Linked DNA regions of Homo sapiens: region 2 is linked to region 1. A link is a loop called in an ENCODE intact Hi-C map of the cell type or tissue named here. Cell type or tissue: uterus. All regions are shown on one strand. Links, peaks and the distances in the headings refer to the core of each region. The heading gives the core; the rest is flanking DNA. Region 1 overlaps AXIN1 (axin 1). Region 2 holds the start of PDIA2 (protein disulfide isomerase family A member 2).

The links. Peaks named below come from ENCODE experiments on the same cell type or tissue, not always from the same donor. Only the 100,000 strongest peaks of a DNase experiment are listed, where the experiment ranks them.
Region 2: a loop joins it to region 1, with 4 times the contacts of the local background. A loop is called at or near these places in 7 of 110 quality-filtered maps.

The regions. Positions count from the first base shown.
Region 1 is chr16:341,545-349,858 of GRCh38, reverse strand. AXIN1 (axin 1) reads left to right here. Exons shown (of 11, transcript NM_003502.4): 2 at 2,753-3,711. The coding sequence starts at 2,834. Among named protein-coding and RNA genes, the nearest start is that of AXIN1, 7.0 kb to the left of the region's middle. RefSeq lists enhancers at 351-630, 7,843-8,314. In uterus, for the core only: no CTCF peak of the experiment used is centred there; no DNase peak of the experiment used is centred there.
Region 2 is chr16:281,065-289,378 of GRCh38, reverse strand. ARHGDIG (Rho GDP dissociation inhibitor gamma) reads right to left here. Exons shown (of 6, transcript NM_001176.4): 2 at 7,454-7,633; 3 at 7,271-7,354; 4 at 7,006-7,082; 5 at 6,849-6,912; 6 at 6,369-6,764. The coding sequence ends at 6,565. It overlaps PDIA2 (protein disulfide isomerase family A member 2), which reads right to left and starts at 6,215. Exons shown (of 11, transcript NM_006849.4): 1 at 6,011-6,215; 2 at 4,786-4,992; 3 at 4,587-4,720; 4 at 4,364-4,501; 5 at 4,179-4,295; 6 at 3,942-4,067; 7 at 3,676-3,873; 8 at 2,906-3,026; 9 at 2,644-2,825; 10 at 2,434-2,544; 11 at 2,164-2,310. The coding sequence starts at 6,209. The coding sequence ends at 2,266. AXIN1 (axin 1) reads left to right here. Exons shown (of 11, transcript NM_003502.4): 11 at 1,131-1,939. The coding sequence ends at 1,257. RefSeq lists an enhancer at 7,890-8,314. In uterus, for the core only: no CTCF peak of the experiment used is centred there; no DNase peak of the experiment used is centred there; H3K27me3 peaks cover 717 bases.

The DNA.
Region 1 (8,314 bases), core at 98-8,097:
CCACTGCAGTCCAGCCTAGGCGACAGAGCGAGACCCTGTCTCAAAATAACAAAAAACAAAACAACAAAACCCATTAGTTTTGGAAGAATTTGCTGCTGTTTTCTGTGGTACAGTAGTTCAGCCCCTGTAGAGAGCCAGTGTTTGGCGTCTGTGACAAATGTCTTTTCTTTTTTACATCAGTGAATGACTTACTGGTGCCCGTTAGTTGCAGGACCTTGTGCTGGGTGCTGTGGGTCCCGCTACTACCAATAATTAACACAGAAGACTTAAGTCCCTTATGAGAGCATGATGGTGACTTGTGGTTAGCCTCCCTTCTGAGCACTGTCTGATTAATCACTTTCCACTCTCCGGTGACTTGGTTCTTCAAGCTAGTGAATGGTAGTACATCTATAGTGGTAAGGCTCAGGTGGTCAGGGTGCAGGCCTTCTTTCCTGTGATGGCGTCCCAGACAGATGACCGTGAGCTAGTGTGGAGGTGCCCACGCCCAGGGTGCTCCCTCCATGCTGATGTGGCTCACGGAGTGACTGCCGCTGAAGTGGTCTGTGAGCAGCAGGATGTCACAGCTCACTGGGCCTTGACCTTTAGAAGCTGTGTGTTCCTGCTGAGGCCAAGATGACATACTACCCAGCAGCGTTCACAAAAAGTCCTTAGCTGCTGAAATGTCATTGGGGGCACATAGTTGCAAACCATCCTCCATCTATGGGTGCTTCTTATTTATTTACTAATTTTATTTTATTTTATTTTATTTTATTTTTTTGAGACAGAGTCTCACTCTGTCGCCCAAGCTGGAGTGCAGTGGCCGGCGCGGTGTCGGCTCACTGCAAGCTCTGCCTCCCGGGTTCATGCCATTCTCCCACGTCAGTCTCCCGAGTAGCTGGGACTGCAGGTGCCCACCACCATGCCTGGCTAATTTTTTGTATTTTTAGTAGAGATGGGGTTTCACCGTGTTAGCCAGGATGGTCTCGATCTCTTGACCTCGTGATCCGCCCGCCTTGGCTTCCCAAAGTGCTGGGATTACAGGTGTGAGCCACTGTGCCCGGCCTATTTTTTTTTTAGAGACAGGATCTTGCTCTGTTGCCCAGGCTGGAGTGCAGTGGGGTGCGATTATAGCTCACTGCAGCCTTGAACTCCTGGGTCAAGTGATCCTCTTGCCTCAGTCTTCCAAGTAGCTGAGACTACAGGCATACGCTACCATACCCGGCTAATTAAGAACTGTTTTTTGGTAGAGATTGGGTCTCACTATGTTGCCCAGGTTAGTCTTGAACTCTTGGGCTCAAGGGATCCTCCAGCCTCAGCCTCCTGAGTAGCTGGGACTACAGGTGCGTGACACCACGCCTGGCTCTGTGGATCCTTCGTGCTTCCAGCCGTGAGCAGCTGTTGGCTGGTAAAGTGTGTGCAATGTGAGGAAGTTGGTGTGGGGGACAGATTCCACATAGACAAGGGACAGCAGTGTGGAGTGGTGGCTGGGGGATAGATCCCCCTTCAGTTGGTCCTGGGTTTTAGGGTTTTATTTGTTTGCTGTGACTTGTTCAGCACTCTAGGCTTTTGAACCCAACATGCTTCTCTAAAGCCCTCTCTCCAGCCCCTTTTAGCCAGGACCACTTACATCATGGCAGGCTGTTGTTTCAGTCACCTGCATGGCCGGGTTGACAGGCATAGCCAGAGCTCCTGGGCTCCTGTAGGACGTGGCAGGAAGGACCATAGACCATGGCAGGGGTTCTGTTGGAGCCCTTATCTACTCTCTTTTGCACACCCCTTGCAGGCTTGTAGCAGCAGCAGCAGTAGTAGCAGCAAATTCTATAGTTCCCTGATGTCTAAGAGGGTGGGTGGTTTGGTTTTCAGCTTAAGGAGTGAAGTCACATGAACTATAGCTTCCTTAGCTAAAAATTGTATTTGCATTTCCTTTTATTCTGTACCTTCTCTGTTCCTTGAAGTACCCATTTACTATTTGCTATCTGAATCCTCATCAGAGAGGCTTTTCAGAGTCAAGTGCAGCATTCTGACAGAGCATTTTAAGATTGTCTCCAGTGACGGTGTCCGAGCGCCTCTGTGGGCCTGGGTGGTGTCCTTGATCCCTCGGTCGATGGGGCTGAAGGTGACCCATGATTATCTCTCTTTGAGGCGTGTGTTGAGAGTCGGAGGAACACCCTGCAGTGTGTTCTCATGTGTCGGAAGGTGTACCACGCGTGACGTGATGCAGCAGGTAGAAAACAGTGGCCGTGGGCCTGGAGGACGTGGGGTTCAGAAGACGCCCACCACCTTCGGGGCTGTAGCGCACCTTCCTTTCTCTCTGAGTGTTGCTGGGGCTGGTGGAGCGATTGTCTCCATCTTACTTGTGAGGGTCCAGCCCTCACTCAGGTTTGTACACATAGTCAGGACTAGAGGCAGCTTTCCTTCCTCCGGTCTTCCTGCCTTCCCTGTCCCTCAGCTCTGCAGCTGAGGTGGGAGGTGCTCAAGCTGCCAGCCTCCGTGATGTTTGTGCAGTGAGACTTGTGGGGAGTGGCATTCCCATGTCCTGGGCATCCCTTCTTAGCATGAGAGGCATTCCTGTAGTTGTAAAAGTTTCCAGAAATTGCTTTAAAGTAGAACTATGCTTGTGGCCAAAATATATCTTGATTGAACATTTAAACTGAGTTTCTTGCTTTGAGTTTGAGCGGGAGGGCGTCATCGTGAGTCTTGTCTTGAGAAAACCTCTGGTCGTGTTTCATGGACCCACCTTTCCTAATCCTTGTCCTCTTAATGGTTTCAACAGGACAGATTGATTCACTTTGGAGCTGTAAGTACTGATGTATTAGGGTGCAGCGCTCATTGTTCCTTGACGCAGAGTCCCAAAATGAATATCCAAGAGCAGGGTTTCCCCTTGGACCTCGGAGCAAGTTTCACCGAAGATGCTCCCCGACCCCCAGTGCCTGGTGAGGAGGGAGAACTGGTGTCCACAGACCCGAGGCCCGCCAGCTACAGTTTCTGCTCCGGGAAAGGTGTTGGCATTAAAGGTGAGACTTCGACGGCCACTCCGAGGCGCTCGGATCTGGACCTGGGGTATGAGCCTGAGGGCAGTGCCTCCCCCACCCCACCATACTTGAAGTGGGCTGAGTCACTGCATTCCCTGCTGGATGACCAAGATGGGATAAGCCTGTTCAGGACTTTCCTGAAGCAGGAGGGCTGTGCCGACTTGCTGGACTTCTGGTTTGCCTGCACTGGCTTCAGGAAGCTGGAGCCCTGTGACTCGAACGAGGAGAAGAGGCTGAAGCTGGCGAGAGCCATCTACCGAAAGTACATTCTTGATAACAATGGCATCGTGTCCCGGCAGACCAAGCCAGCCACCAAGAGCTTCATAAAGGGCTGCATCATGAAGCAGCTGATCGATCCTGCCATGTTTGACCAGGCCCAGACCGAAATCCAGGCCACTATGGAGGAAAACACCTATCCCTCCTTCCTTAAGTCTGATATTTATTTGGAATATACGAGGACAGGCTCGGAGAGCCCCAAAGTCTGTAGTGACCAGAGCTCTGGGTCAGGGACAGGGAAGGGCATATCTGGATACCTGCCGACCTTAAATGAAGATGAGGAATGGAAGTGTGACCAGGACATGGATGAGGACGATGGCAGAGACGCTGCTCCCCCCGGAAGACTCCCTCAGAAGCTGCTCCTGGAGACAGCTGCCCCGAGGGTCTCCTCCAGTAGACGGTACAGCGAAGGCAGAGAGTTCAGGTGAGTCCGACGCCAGGCGTCCACTTTCTGTACTCACCTCCGAGAGCTGGAGAACAAGCCAGGGAAAGGTGCTGATGAGGCGGGCGTTAACCCACACCGGATGTCCTGCTGCCGCTGGGGTTGAATTTTGGTTCTGTTCTTATTTGTGATACTTTTGCATTTGTCATTACTTTTTTATATTTGTAATGTTGAGAACACTTTTACTGAGAACAGACTAAAATATATGACTTTATGAGTCATTAGGAACATCGGAATTCTTAGAAGTCACAATGACATGTAAACTTTACCCTTCAGCAGTAAAGTCTGTCACCTCTTAAATAGGAGCTGGATCTACCCAGTAGACATGGTCCTTTCCGCTTAATAAAGGGAGGAGTGGACGTTTCAGGGCATCGATAAGAATTGGAGAATTGGATTCTTGCTTTTTTTTTTTTTTGAGACGGAGTTTCACTTTTGTTGCTCAGGCTGGAGTGCAATGGTACAATCTCAGCTCACTGCAACCTTCGCCTCCCGGGTTTGAGCGATTCTCCTGCCTCAGCCTCCTGAGTAGCTGGGATTACAGGCATGTGCCACCACGCCCGGCTAATTTTGCATTATTAGTAGAGGTGGGGTTTCTCCATGTTGGCCAGGCTGGTCTCGAACTCCCGACCTCAGGTGATCTGCCTGCCTCGGCCTCCCAAAGTGTTGGGATTACAGGCGTGAGCCGCCGCATCCGGCCAGATTATTGCTTTTATAATGATCTTCTAAGCTTCTTCCTACAGGCTGAGAAATAGCAGGGGGGACGTTTTACGTGTGGGGAATGGTCAGAGTACTTTGAAAACTTCCTGTGGCTATAGTGGGCATTCCAGGATTGGGCCTTTTTTCCTGCCAACAAAATCTGTTGGTGCTGTTGTGTAGTCCACAGCAGCCTGGACCCTGAGGCGATCCTGGCAGGGCCTGTGGGGTGCGTGTGTTGCCTGGGAGGGAGCAGAGTGGTGCTCAGCCTTGGAACCTGTTTCTTCGTTCTTCCTTCCCTGTGATCCCTGCGTGGTTCCTGGAGGTTTATTTGGCTTTCGGGCTGGCATCTACTGTGCTTGTGAGCAGAGCGCATGCATTTCCCACTCTTTCCCTAGAGCTGGTGACCGGAGGCTCCGGCCTGTGTAACTTTGAAAGCCTGGAATTCATGTGACCCCTGCTGACCTAATCAAGACTCCGAAAGCACAGCCCCATGTGCTGGGACTCTCCTGAGGAGTTATTAAAAACTCGCATTAGTTCTTCAAGCTTACTGTGACACAGAAATTGGCTACTCGCTCATCAACACAGGATTAAACATGTCTAAGGTTAAACTTGTAGTCTAAGTGATACGATTTAAGATGGACTGTCGACTGGGCGCAGTGACTCACACCTGTAATCCCAGCACTTTGGGAGGCCGAGGCGGGCGAATCACCTGAGGTCGGGAGTTCGAGACCATCCTGGCCAACGTGGTGAATCCTCATTTCTACTAAAAATACAAAAATTAGATAGGCGAGTTGGCGCATGCCTGTAATCCCAGCTCCTCGGGAGGCTGAAGCAGGAGAATCGCTTGAACCTGGGAGGCAGAGGTTGCAGTGAGCCTTGGTTGTGCCATTGCACTCCAGCCTGGGCGACAAGAGGACAAGAGTGAAACTCTGTCTCAGAAAAAAAACAAAAAAAAAACAAAAAAGGATTGTGTAGGTTAATTGGTTAATTTTTTTTTTTTTTTTGAGATGGAGTCTTGCTCTATCGCCCAGGCTGGAGTGCGGTGGCGCCATCTCGGCTCACTGCAAGCTCCGCCTCCCAGGTTCACGCCGTTCTCCTGCCCCAGCCTCCCAAGTAGCTGGGACTACAGGCGCCCGCCACCATGCCGGCCAATTTTTTGTATTTTTAGTAGAGACTGGGTTTCACCATGTTAGCCAGGATGGTCTCGATCTCCTGACCTCGTGATCGCCTGCCTCAGTCTCCCAAAGTGCGGGGATTACAGACGTGGGCCACCACGCCCGGCCTTTTTTCCCTTTTGTTCATTGTCTTTAGCCAAGTGGTATTTATTTAGCAAGCATTTTAGGACACAATATGCCGCAAAGTTATCCTGTTGAGTAAGCCTGGTATAAACTGAGAGTTTCTTTCTTTCTTTCTTTTTTTTTTTTTTGAAATGGAGTCTCGCTCTGTCACACAGGCTGGAGTGCAGTAGCACTATCTCGCTATCTCGGCTCACTGCAACTTCTGCCTCCTGGGTTTAAGTGATTCTCCTGCCTCCCGAGTAGCTGGGATTACAGGTGTGTGCTACCATGCCTGGCTAATTTTTGTATTTGTGGTAGAGACAGCGTTTCGCCACGTTGGCCAGGATGGTCTCGAGCTCCTGGACTCCAGTGATCTCAGCCTCCCAAAGTGCTGGGATTACGGGTGGGAGCCACTGCACCTGGCTGGTTATTTTTTTTGCTTGTTTTTTTGTTTGAGATGGAGTCTCGCTCTGTCGCCCAGGCTGGAGTGCAGTAGTGCAATCTCAGCTCACTGCAACCTCTGCCTCCTGGGTTCAAGTGAGTCTCCTGCCTCAGCCTCCCGAGTAGCTGGGATTACAAGTGTGAGCTACCATGCCCAGCTAATTTTCTGTATTTTTAGTAGAGATGGGGTTTTACCACGTTGGCCAGTCTGGTCTCGAACTCCTTTCCTCAAGAGATCTGCCCGCCTCAGCCTCCCAAAGTGCTGGGATTCCAGGTGTGAGCCACTGCGCCCGGCCCCGGCTGGTTATTTTTAAGATGGGACTGAAGTTGAGGGCTGGGCTGCAGGAGGAAAATGAGCTCCGTTCTGATTTCCACTGTTGGAACCCCAGTGCCTCCCTCCCAGCCACTCTTCAGTTCTTGGCTGCGAGCAGTAGCTTTGCTGTCTGTCCTTGGTTTGCTGTATTTGTAATAAGGAACCTTTGCTATGAAATTAGTGGGATACATTGGCTTCTCCTGTCTAATTTTGTGTAGCTCTGTCTACACAGTTTGGGTCCTAACTTGACTGCTCTGGGGCTGCTGGTGGCAGAGGACCCTGGGGCTTGGGAGTCGTGTCTGCGGTTGAATCCTCTCTGTGGGAGGTGGCCTGTGGTGCAGCCTTGTGGCTTGAAGATCTCTGATGTTGGAATGGTTGCTTGTCAGCACAGACAGGGCATGAAGTCCAGGCTGCGTTCCTCACATTTAGACCATTCTCTTTGTCCTGCCAGGTGTAGGTGAGGGTGCACTAGGTTGGAAGTCGTGGAAACCCACCCACCTGAGCCCAACCCTGAAGGGCACTGTTGAGGCAGAGCCTCAGGTGTGCCTTAGGGCCTGGCACCTTTGCTTTGTGCCATTCTGACTTTGCCTGCCTGGTGGGCGACTTCGTGGGCTTTGTGTTGGAGGTGGCTGCTGCAGTGACCTTGGGCTCTGGGCTCCCTTGTTTACAGATGCTTCCCGCAGCTCTGACGGATGGGCCCGCTGTTGCTCTGAGGAGGGCACGTGTGCCGCTGTGTCCCGTCTGTCTCAGCACAGTCACGGTGCGTGCGCTGGGGGCTGTGCAGCAGGGTCACTCCTGAAGGAAAGTGGGTTCTCCACCCAGACAGACGGCTGCTCCCCAGTGGGGAGCTGGGGGCAGTCCTCCAAAGGAAGGCTGCGGGTAATGCAAAGGGAAAAGGAGAGTGGGTACTGAACAGGCGGCTGGTGAGCATTGCTACCACAGCAGGGCCTGGAGCTTAGGCCTCACGTGTTAGGGGATGCATATCCTGTGGAGAGCCGGTTAGTCGTCCCGGTGTGTCCGGAATTGGTGGGTTCTTGGTCTCACTGACTTCAAGAATGAAGCCGCGGACCCTTGCCGTGAGTGTTACAGTTCCTAAAGGCGGCCTGTCCGGAGTTTGTTCCTTCTGACGTTCGGAGGTGTTCGGAGTTTCTTCCTTCTGGTGGGTTCGTGGTCTCACTGGCTTCAGGAGTGAAGCTGCAGATCTTCGCGGTGAGTGTTACAGCTCATAAAGGCAGTGTGGACCCAAAGAGTGAGCAGCAGCAAGACTTACTGGAAAGAGAGAAAGAACAAAGCTTCCACACTATGGAAGGGGACCCGAGCGAGTTACCACTGCTGGCTCCCGCAGCCAGCTTTTATTCTCTTATCTGGCCCCACCCACATCCTGCTGATTGGTAGAGTCCAGTGGTCTGTTTTGACAGGGCGCTGATTGGTGCGTTTACAATCCCTGAGCTAGACACAAAGCTTCTCCACATCCTCACCAGATTAGCTAGATACAGAGTGTCCACACAAAGGTTCTCCAAGTCCCCACCAGAGTAGCTAGATACAGAGTGTCGATTGGTGCATTCACAAACCCTGAGCTAGACACAGAGTGCTGATTGGTGTGTTTACAAACCTTGTGCTAGATACAGAGTGCCGATTGGTGTATTTACAGTCCCTGAGCTAGACATAAAGGTTCTCCACGTCCCCACCAGAATCAGGAGCCCAGCTGGCTTCACCCAGTGGATCCCGCACCGGGGTTGCAGGTGGAGCTGCCTGCCAGTCCCGTGCCGTGCGCCCGCACTCCTCAGCCCTTGGGTGGTCAATGGGACCGGGCGCTCGTCGGGGAGACTCGGTCCGCACAGGAGCCCACGGAGGGGGT
Region 2 (8,314 bases), core at 244-8,243, 61 kb after region 1:
AAAAGAGGGTTTCCAGCCGGGCACAGTGGCTCACGTCCTAATCCTGGCACTTTGGGAGGCTGAGGTGGGCGGATTGCCTCAGCTCAGCAGTTCGAGACCAGCCTGGGCAACATGGTGAAACCCCGTCTCTACTAAAAATACTAAAGAAATTAGCCAGGTGTGCTACTTGGGAGGCTGAGGCAGAATTGCTTGAACTCGGGAGGCAGAGGTTGCAGTGAGCTGAGATCACGCCACTGCTCTCCAGCCTGGGTGACAGAGCGAGACTCTGTCTCTACCCCCGCCCAAAAAAAAAAAAAGAAGAAAAAGGGCTTCCGGCCATTTCAGCTCATGTCCCTCATCTGCAACTAAAGCCACTTCTCCAAGCCCTAGGCTGAGGGTGGCATCAGGCTTTCGGCCCCACAGGACTGAGAGGGTCCAAAGGGACCCCCGTCCAGGGCCCTCATCTTCGGGGTGGGAAAACAGAGGCCAGACCCCTAGACGACGATGGTCTGAACCTTGTGTTAGGCTCCCCTAGGCCGACCTTGTCTCCAGGCTCTGGACTCATGTGCTTTTGCCTGACTGAAAAGCCAAGCCCCCTCCTACCAAGGTTCATTCGCCCTGGGCCACTCAGCCCTGCAGGGCCCTGCGTGCAGCCAGCCTTGGAGGCTCCCGAGTGAGCACTGGGCGGTGAGCAGAGGGGGCCTGACCCCAAGAGCCTGGCAGAGCCTGGCGGGTGGTTCCCACCGTCCACAAGCCACTGTGCAAACACCCCATGACTGCAGATGTGGTGCTGAGGGAGGGCCCCAGTTGGGGTCACCTCCATGACGGGGCTCAGCCCTTGGGAAGCAGACACCCCACACCCGTCCACTTCCCCCCTGCAACTCCTGAGAGGCTGGGGCAGGTACTCCCAGGGGGATGTGGGGTGCTCCCAGCAGGCAGTGAACTCACCCCCCATGGCTGCCCACTTCACCCACATGTGGTCATTGCACTGTTCACTGTTGCCCTGGGAGGGGGCGCACATGCAGTGGGGGCCGTGGGGCATGGACAGGAGGCTCCTCGGGATGGGGTGTGGACACGCCGTCCCCTGCCACAGGCCTCCTTCCCATCTGCGGTGCTGCCTGCTCACTGCCCTCCTCACCTCCGTCCTGCAGATACTACTTCAAGAAAGTGAGCGACGAGTTTGACTGTGGGGTGGTGTTTGAGGAGGTTCGAGAGGACGAGGCCGTCCTGCCCGTCTTTGAGGAGAAGATCATCGGCAAAGTGGAGAAGGTGGACTGATAGGCTGGTGGGCTGGCCGCTGTGCCAGGCGAGGCCCTTGGCGGGCACGGGTGTCACGGCCAGGCAGATGACCTCGTACTCAGGAGCCCGATGGGGAACAGTGTTGGGTGTACCACCCATCCCTGTGGTCTACCCGTGTCTAGAGGCAGGTAGGGGGTCCCTCCAAGTGGTCCACAAGCTTCTGTCCTGCCCCCAAGGAGGCAGCCTGGACCACTCCTCATAGCAATACTTGGAGGGCCCAGCCCAAGTGAGGCAGCCGAGGTCCCTGCTGCCAGCTTCAGGTGACCCCCCCCCATCCCCCGGCACCTCCCTTGGGCACGTGTGCTGGGATCTACTTTCCCTCTGGGATTTGCCCACGTACCCAGGTCTGGGTGGGGCCCAGGCCCGGATGCAGAGGCCTGCAGGGCCTCTGTCAATTGTACGCGCCACCGAGTGCCTTCAACACAGCTTGTCTCTTGCCTGCCACTGTGTGAATCGGCGACGGAGCACTGCACCTGCCTCCAGCCGCCGGCTGTGCAGTCCTGGGTCCTCCTTTCTGAGGGCCCGTGTAAATATGTACATTTCTCAGGCTAGGCCAGCAGGGGCTGCCCGAGTCTGTTTTTCATGCGATGACACTTGTACAATTAATTATCTTTTCAAAGGTACTTGGATAATAATGAAATAAAACTGTTTTTGAACCTGCCCTGGCTGTGGTGTGTCTTCTGCGGGTGGGGCCTGGCCTAGGTCTCCCAGCCTCAGCCCCCGTGGTAAAGGAGGGCACACTGGCCTCCAGCAGGCATGGGGATCACCTGTGACTCAGAGGCTGGCAGGGCTAGAGCAGGAACGTGCTCCACCTTCCTGCCCTGGAGCCCCCAGCTGGGCAGAGCTGCATCAGGCCAGCCTTGCTGAGGGACCAGGCACACAGAGTCCAGAACCAAGCTCACTCTTTATTCACAATGCACAGCTCCCTCTGGTACCCAAGGGGGTGGCTCCTGTCCAGCAGTGATGGCGGGGGTGACACGGGGGCAGCTACAGTTCCTCCTTGGACCCCATAGTGGAGTTGGCCGGTGGCTCCTAGAAAGGGTCACAAGTGCAGCTCGAAGCTCTGCTCCCAGCCTACCCCTGCCCCCGCCCCTGCCAGCCCTGTGTAAAGAGGATTTGTGCAGAGGCCTGGAGCCCTGGCTTAGGGACACCCACCGGGAACGGGGCTGCTGGCTCCTCCGGGGGCTCCTCCGTGGGCAGCACGCCCCCGTTGTCCAGGAACTTGGAGAAAGTCTCCAGGTCCCTGGTGCTTTTGTATTCAATCACCTGAGAAGAGGCAGGGGGATCTGGAGGACACGTGGGGCCCAGCCCCATGCCCAGCAAGATGGCACCCCGGCTTCCTCCCCAGCCACCTGTCCGCCATACCTTCCGACCTGGCCCTGCTGGGAAGTACTTGAGAGTAGGGAAGCCGTGCACAGCGAAGGCATCCAGCTCGTTGGCCGTGGCATCCAGCTCAGCAATGATGATGTCCTCGTGGTCTTGGTACTTCTCAGCCAATGCCTCCCAGGCAGGGGCCATCTCCTTGCAGTGGGTGCACCACGGGGCATCTAGGATGGGAGCCGTTGAGCACAGCCATCTGGGCAGCCCCTGCCCAGCCCACACCACCCCTGCCTCCCTCAACACTCACAGAACTTGACAAACACATTCTTGGTTTCGTCAAAAGCCACCTGCTCAAAATTCTTGCCCACGAGGGTCTTAACTGGCCGCTGATCCCAATCAGGGGGTATCTCCTGGCTCAGGAGATAGGGCTGGGGGAAACCAGGACAGGCGCTTTGCCAGGGGTCCTCTGCAGGGTTCAGGAGGTCCTGTGCAGGGCCTGGGGGGTGGGGGGGAGGTCCTGTGCGGGGTCAGCGGCAGGGGGAGGTTCTGTGTGGGGGGGGCGGTGGGGGGGAGGTCCTGTGCGGGGCCGGGGGCAGGTGGGGGGGAGATCCTCTGCAGGGCCTGACAGGGAGGTCCTCTTCAAGTTTGGGAGAACTGTGGGGTTTAGTGGGGGGAGGGAGAACTGTGGGGTTTGGTGGGGGGAGGGACCTCTGTGGGGTTGGGGTTGAGGTTGGGGTTGGGAGAACCGCGGGGTTGGAGAACCGCGGGGTTGGGGTTGGGAGAACCGCGGGGTTGGGAGAACCGCGGGGTTGGGAGAACCGCGGGGTTGGGGTTGGGGTTGGGGTTGGGGTTGGGAGAACCGCGGGGTTGGGGTTGGGAGAACCGCGGGTTTGGGGTTGGGAGAACCGCCGGGTTGGGGTTGGGAGAACCGCCGGGTTGGGAGAATTGCCGGGTTGAGGGGGGCCTCTGCGGGGCCTGCAGGGGCAGGGGGCTCTGAGAGCTGCTGTTCCCACCCCCTGCCAAGCTGGTGGGATGAGGTCAGGGTTCCCCTTCCATTATGAGCAGTCTGCAGCGGACCTTGACTTGGCCGTTGAGGACTGCATGGCAGAAAGCAGTGATGGACGCTGCGGTGACAGGGCCCCCATCCACAGGCGCATACTTCTTAGTGGTTTCAAGGTTGACCAAGCGCAGAGTGGGGGCTGCCTCAGCCTTGAGTCCAAAGTACTGCAGCACGTGCTCATTGTCGGCCGCCACGTCCACCACCACGAACAGCACCTGTGGCAGGGAGTCCATGCTGGCACCGGCCACTCTCCCGCTGCCCCTTTCCCCCAGCCCCCCAGTACCTGCCCCCGGAAGCGGGGAGCTGCCTCCCCAAAGCCCGCTAGGAGCTCCCGGTGCGCAGCCAGCGTCTGGTTGACAAACAGCAGCAGGTGGTTGAGGATCCTGGCCGCGAAGATCTTGGCAGACGTCTACAGTAGGGAGGGTGCTCATGACTCCACAGGACCCCCAGCCTAGGCACCCCCATCCCTGGACGACTCTACCCTGGGACACCCCCAGCCCAGGCACTGCAGCCTACGCACCTGGCTGTTGAACTCCGTGACCAGGCGCATGCTGTGTGTGACCAGGAAGCGCGACAGATCCCCCAGGTCCAGGCCAAGCTCCTCGTCCACGGGGAAGTCTGCCCGCCCCTCATCAAACTGGACAGCAGCAGGTGGGTTAGCGGGCGCTGCAGCCGGACCCCAACCCACACCTGGGCCTGACCTACCTTCTTGAAGAGAACCACAGTGTCCTTGGTGAGGCCAAACTGCTGAAAGAGCCGCGGCCGGTCTGTGAGGCCAAAGGTCATGTCCAGGGCGTCCTGGGCCAAGGCCAAGAAGGTGGCCACGTCCTCGTCCTGCAGGTCCTGAGGGGCCTGGCCCTGTGAGGCCACCCGGTCCCACCCACAGTCACTGCCCTCATGGCCCGGCCCCCCATGCCCAGTGGCTCACCTGGAAGAAGCCAATGACCACTAGGTCCCGGCCACCGATCAGCGCCTGGGCGGCCGCCTCGTCCTCCAGCCGCATGGCACTGGGCCCCACCCGCCGTCGCAGCCACTCGGCAATGCCCTCAGCGTCCCGTGGTCCTGCAGGGAGTCCCCCTCAGCCTCGGCCTGGCCACCGCCCCCCCAATGACCGGCCTGCCCCTCACCTGTGTACTCCTCCGGGTGCGTGCGGTTCCCATTGCGGAAGAACTTGAGCGTAGGGTACTCCGTCACACCAAACTCCTCAGCCAGCTCGCGCTGCGCGGGCCCATCCACCTTGGCCAGCGTGACCACCATTGACTCGGCCGCGAGCACGGCAGCTGCCTTGCTGTACTCGGGGGCCAGGGCCTGGCAGTGCCCACACCACGGGGCATCTGGGGGATGGGGCCGTGAGTGCCCCAGGCCACCACAACCCCAGGAGCACCCTCTCCACACCTGACAACCCAGCAGGGAACAAGCGTGCTGCTCCATTCTGCCCTGAGCCCTGGCCGTGGACAAGCCGAGCACCAGTGCCTCTTCGTGGCCCCCCAGGCTGCAGCACAGGGACCAGTAAGGCTTGGGAGAGCTTGAAAGACCACCCCCCCTCCCCCCACAGCCAGGCTCAGTGGCTCACGCCAGTAATCCCAGCACTTTGGGAGGCAGAGGCGGGCATATCACCTGAGGTTGGGAGTTCGAGACCAGCCTGACCAACATGGAGAAACCCCATCTCTACTAAAAATACAAAAAATATTAGCCGGGATTGGTTGCGTATGCCTATAATCCCAGCTACTCGGGAGGCTGAGGCAGGAGAATTGCTTGAACCTGGGAGGCGGAGGTTGCAGTGAGCCGAGATAGGGCCACTGCACTCCAGCCTGGGCGACAAAAGCAAAACTCCATCTCAAAAAATAAAAATAAAAAGACCCCTCCCTTTCGTGCCTTGTATGGCTGGGGCTCCCGGGCCCATGTGGCTGCCTGTGAAGGCCTCCTAGGCAAGAACAGTTCCTATGTGTGTCAAGGGTTGCGAAAAGACCACAGGGCACACACGTCAGGGACCTCCATGGGCCCCCAAAGCCTGGATACTGCCCGAGCCTCTGCAGAGTCTGTGGGATGCCCCTGGCAGCTGGAGGAGTGGCCGGCAAGGTGGTGACTCTGGCACCGTGGCCGCTGGCCGAGCAGGGAGGCACAGGTGTTCTCAAGTCCTGTGGGTACCCCCAGTACTACCACACTGCTCCTGCCTGCCCCAACCAGACCCCCAGGCCCCTCCTAGAGAGCTCCTGGGCACAGTGGGGGCAAGTGCCTGCGGGGAGGCCCCTCTTGGGCACATGCCCTGCATTTGCCGGCAAAGGGTGGGGCCCCCAGGTGGGCTCTGCCGGTCCCCCGCCGGTCCCCAGCCCCACTGGCCCCAGCACTCACAGAATTCCACCAGCAGGGCAGGGTGCTCCCGCAGGGCCAGGCCCAGGGTGTGGCGGCTCAGCACCAAGATCCCATCCTCCTTGGGGATTTCCTCCTCTGGAGGCTCCTCCGAGGGGCTCCTCGCTCCCTGTTCCTGACCCCATGGGCACGAAGCCCTGAGCAGCAGCAGCAGCAGTACAGGCAGAAGCTGGCGGCTCATGGTGCTGCCAGGGCGCGTGGGGCGGGGGCAGATAAGGGGGCCAGAAGCCAAGCAGCAGCTGCCACGTGGCACACAGGCCCAGTCCCAGCAAAGACAAGGCCCATGCGGCCGCCCCCGGCCCCCAGGGGAGGGGAGGCAGAAAGAGACGACACCCAGGGCACCGAGAGAGACAGGGCCATGTTTAATGGGACAGCTCAGGGGACAGCGCCAGGCCAGGGGGTCCCGGGACAGAGCAGGGGCAGCAGGGGCAGCAGGGGCAGCAGGGGAGGGTCTGGTCACTCACGGGGGGTGCTGGGGATGCTTGGGGGTCCCTGTGCAACAACTGAGGGAGGTAGGGGAGACACGGACTGGGGGTTCAGTCCTTCCAGTCCTGGCAGATGCAGAGACCCCACTCCCAGGACAGGTGGTGCGTCCTGTCATCGTCGGTGAAGAGGGACACCACCAGATAGGGGCCCCGCACCAGCGCACCCCTCGGCGCTTCCTCCACCGGAGTCACAAACTCATACTCCTGGGCGCTCGGGCCATAGCTGCCCACCATGTAGACGGTCTTGTCCACTAGGGAGGGCGAGGGCATCAGAGCTGTCCTCTGTCTGCCCCCGCTTCCCCCCCCCGCCCCGTTCCCCCCACCGCTGCCCTCACCGCGCAGGCCCCGGCGGTAGGTGTGGTGCAGACACTTGAGGCCGCTGACAATCTCCCTGTGGACCTGGGAACAGAGGCATTAGGGGTTCCTCTGGGGGCCAGGCCTCTGGCTGTTGCCCCCACCCCCATCCCCTCCGCCCATTGCCCCGGCTCTCACCTTGAAGGAGATCTTCACTCTGTAATCAACACCTTCCTTCAGGACAAACACCTGGTCCTTCAGAACAGCCAGGTCCCCTATTGGGGAAACCTCAGCTAGGGTCGGAACTCCCCTACAGGCTGAGACCTGCTCCAGGAGCCCCCACGTAGGGTGTGGTACCCATGAGGTGTGCGACTGTGATGGCCCAGGGCTCGGAACTCAGGGGTGCAGAAGCGTGCCTGGGAGGGCCCTACCTGTGTTCAGGGTGCAGCATCCTGCGAGTTACCTGTGAGATCCATGACGACGGGCCCCGGAGCCTGTTCCGACAGGAGTGTCAGCCTGGTCACCTGCACATTGGGCAGGCTTGGGTCTGAGGAGAAACTGGAAGTCTGCAGGATGCCCCCCACCCCCACCAGGCTCCTCACCAGCCCCCCAGACCCAGCCCTCCAAGCCTAGACCCCTGCCATACCCACGGCCGGTGGCAGGGGCCCCAGCAGCACCCGCTTGTACTTGGCCAGGCTCCTGTCGTCCGGGTCCAGCTGCCGGATCTCCAAGAGGCTCTTCCTCCCCGGCGCCCGGTACTCGGGCACAGCCTCATCCAACACCTCGTCCACTGCCGGCGGCCCACCCTCCTTGTCAGCCAGGAGGACTGGGGGTGGGGAGGGGCGTGAGCAGCAGCCACTAGCGGACCCTGGCATTCGAGCACCAGGCTGGAGCCCCCTCTGGCCAGCTGTACCTCCCACTATCCAAAGGGACTCAAGGGAAGCCTCTGGGGGCTCAGGGAGAGAGCGAGCAGAGAGAGCAGGGCGGCCTGGGGAGGTGCCGCACCGCACCCAGACCTTCAGGAGGGGCCTCCAGAGACCGCCAGGCCTGCAGCTCCTCTGGCCCAGATGTCCACAAGGGCCCCCTCCCTGACTCGGAGACCAAAGGGCGGGGGAGCGAAGACTTCAGATGAGGGCAGCCCAGGGTCAGGGGCTACCTGCTAGAGAGCAGCGGCCCTCGGCGGCCCCCAAACCTACTGACCCTCTAGGGCCCTCGGCGGCCCCCAAACCTACTGACCCTCTAGGGCCCTCGGCGGCCCCCCAAGCCTACTGACCCTCTAGGGCCCTCCACCACCCTGCTCTGGACTGGGGTCTCTGAACACTTTCCCACAGTCTAGGAGTTCCTCCCCATGGTGCTCGGGTGCCGGGGGCGGCTGTCTCCAAATCCCTGGGCTCAGGCTCTGCGCCGCCTCCCATGGCGCCCCGGGCTGGTGGCCTCCTGAAGCCCCTCTCCCTGGTGCCCTGGGCAGGGGTTTCTGAGTCCCTGCCCACTTCGCTCCCGTCTTCTC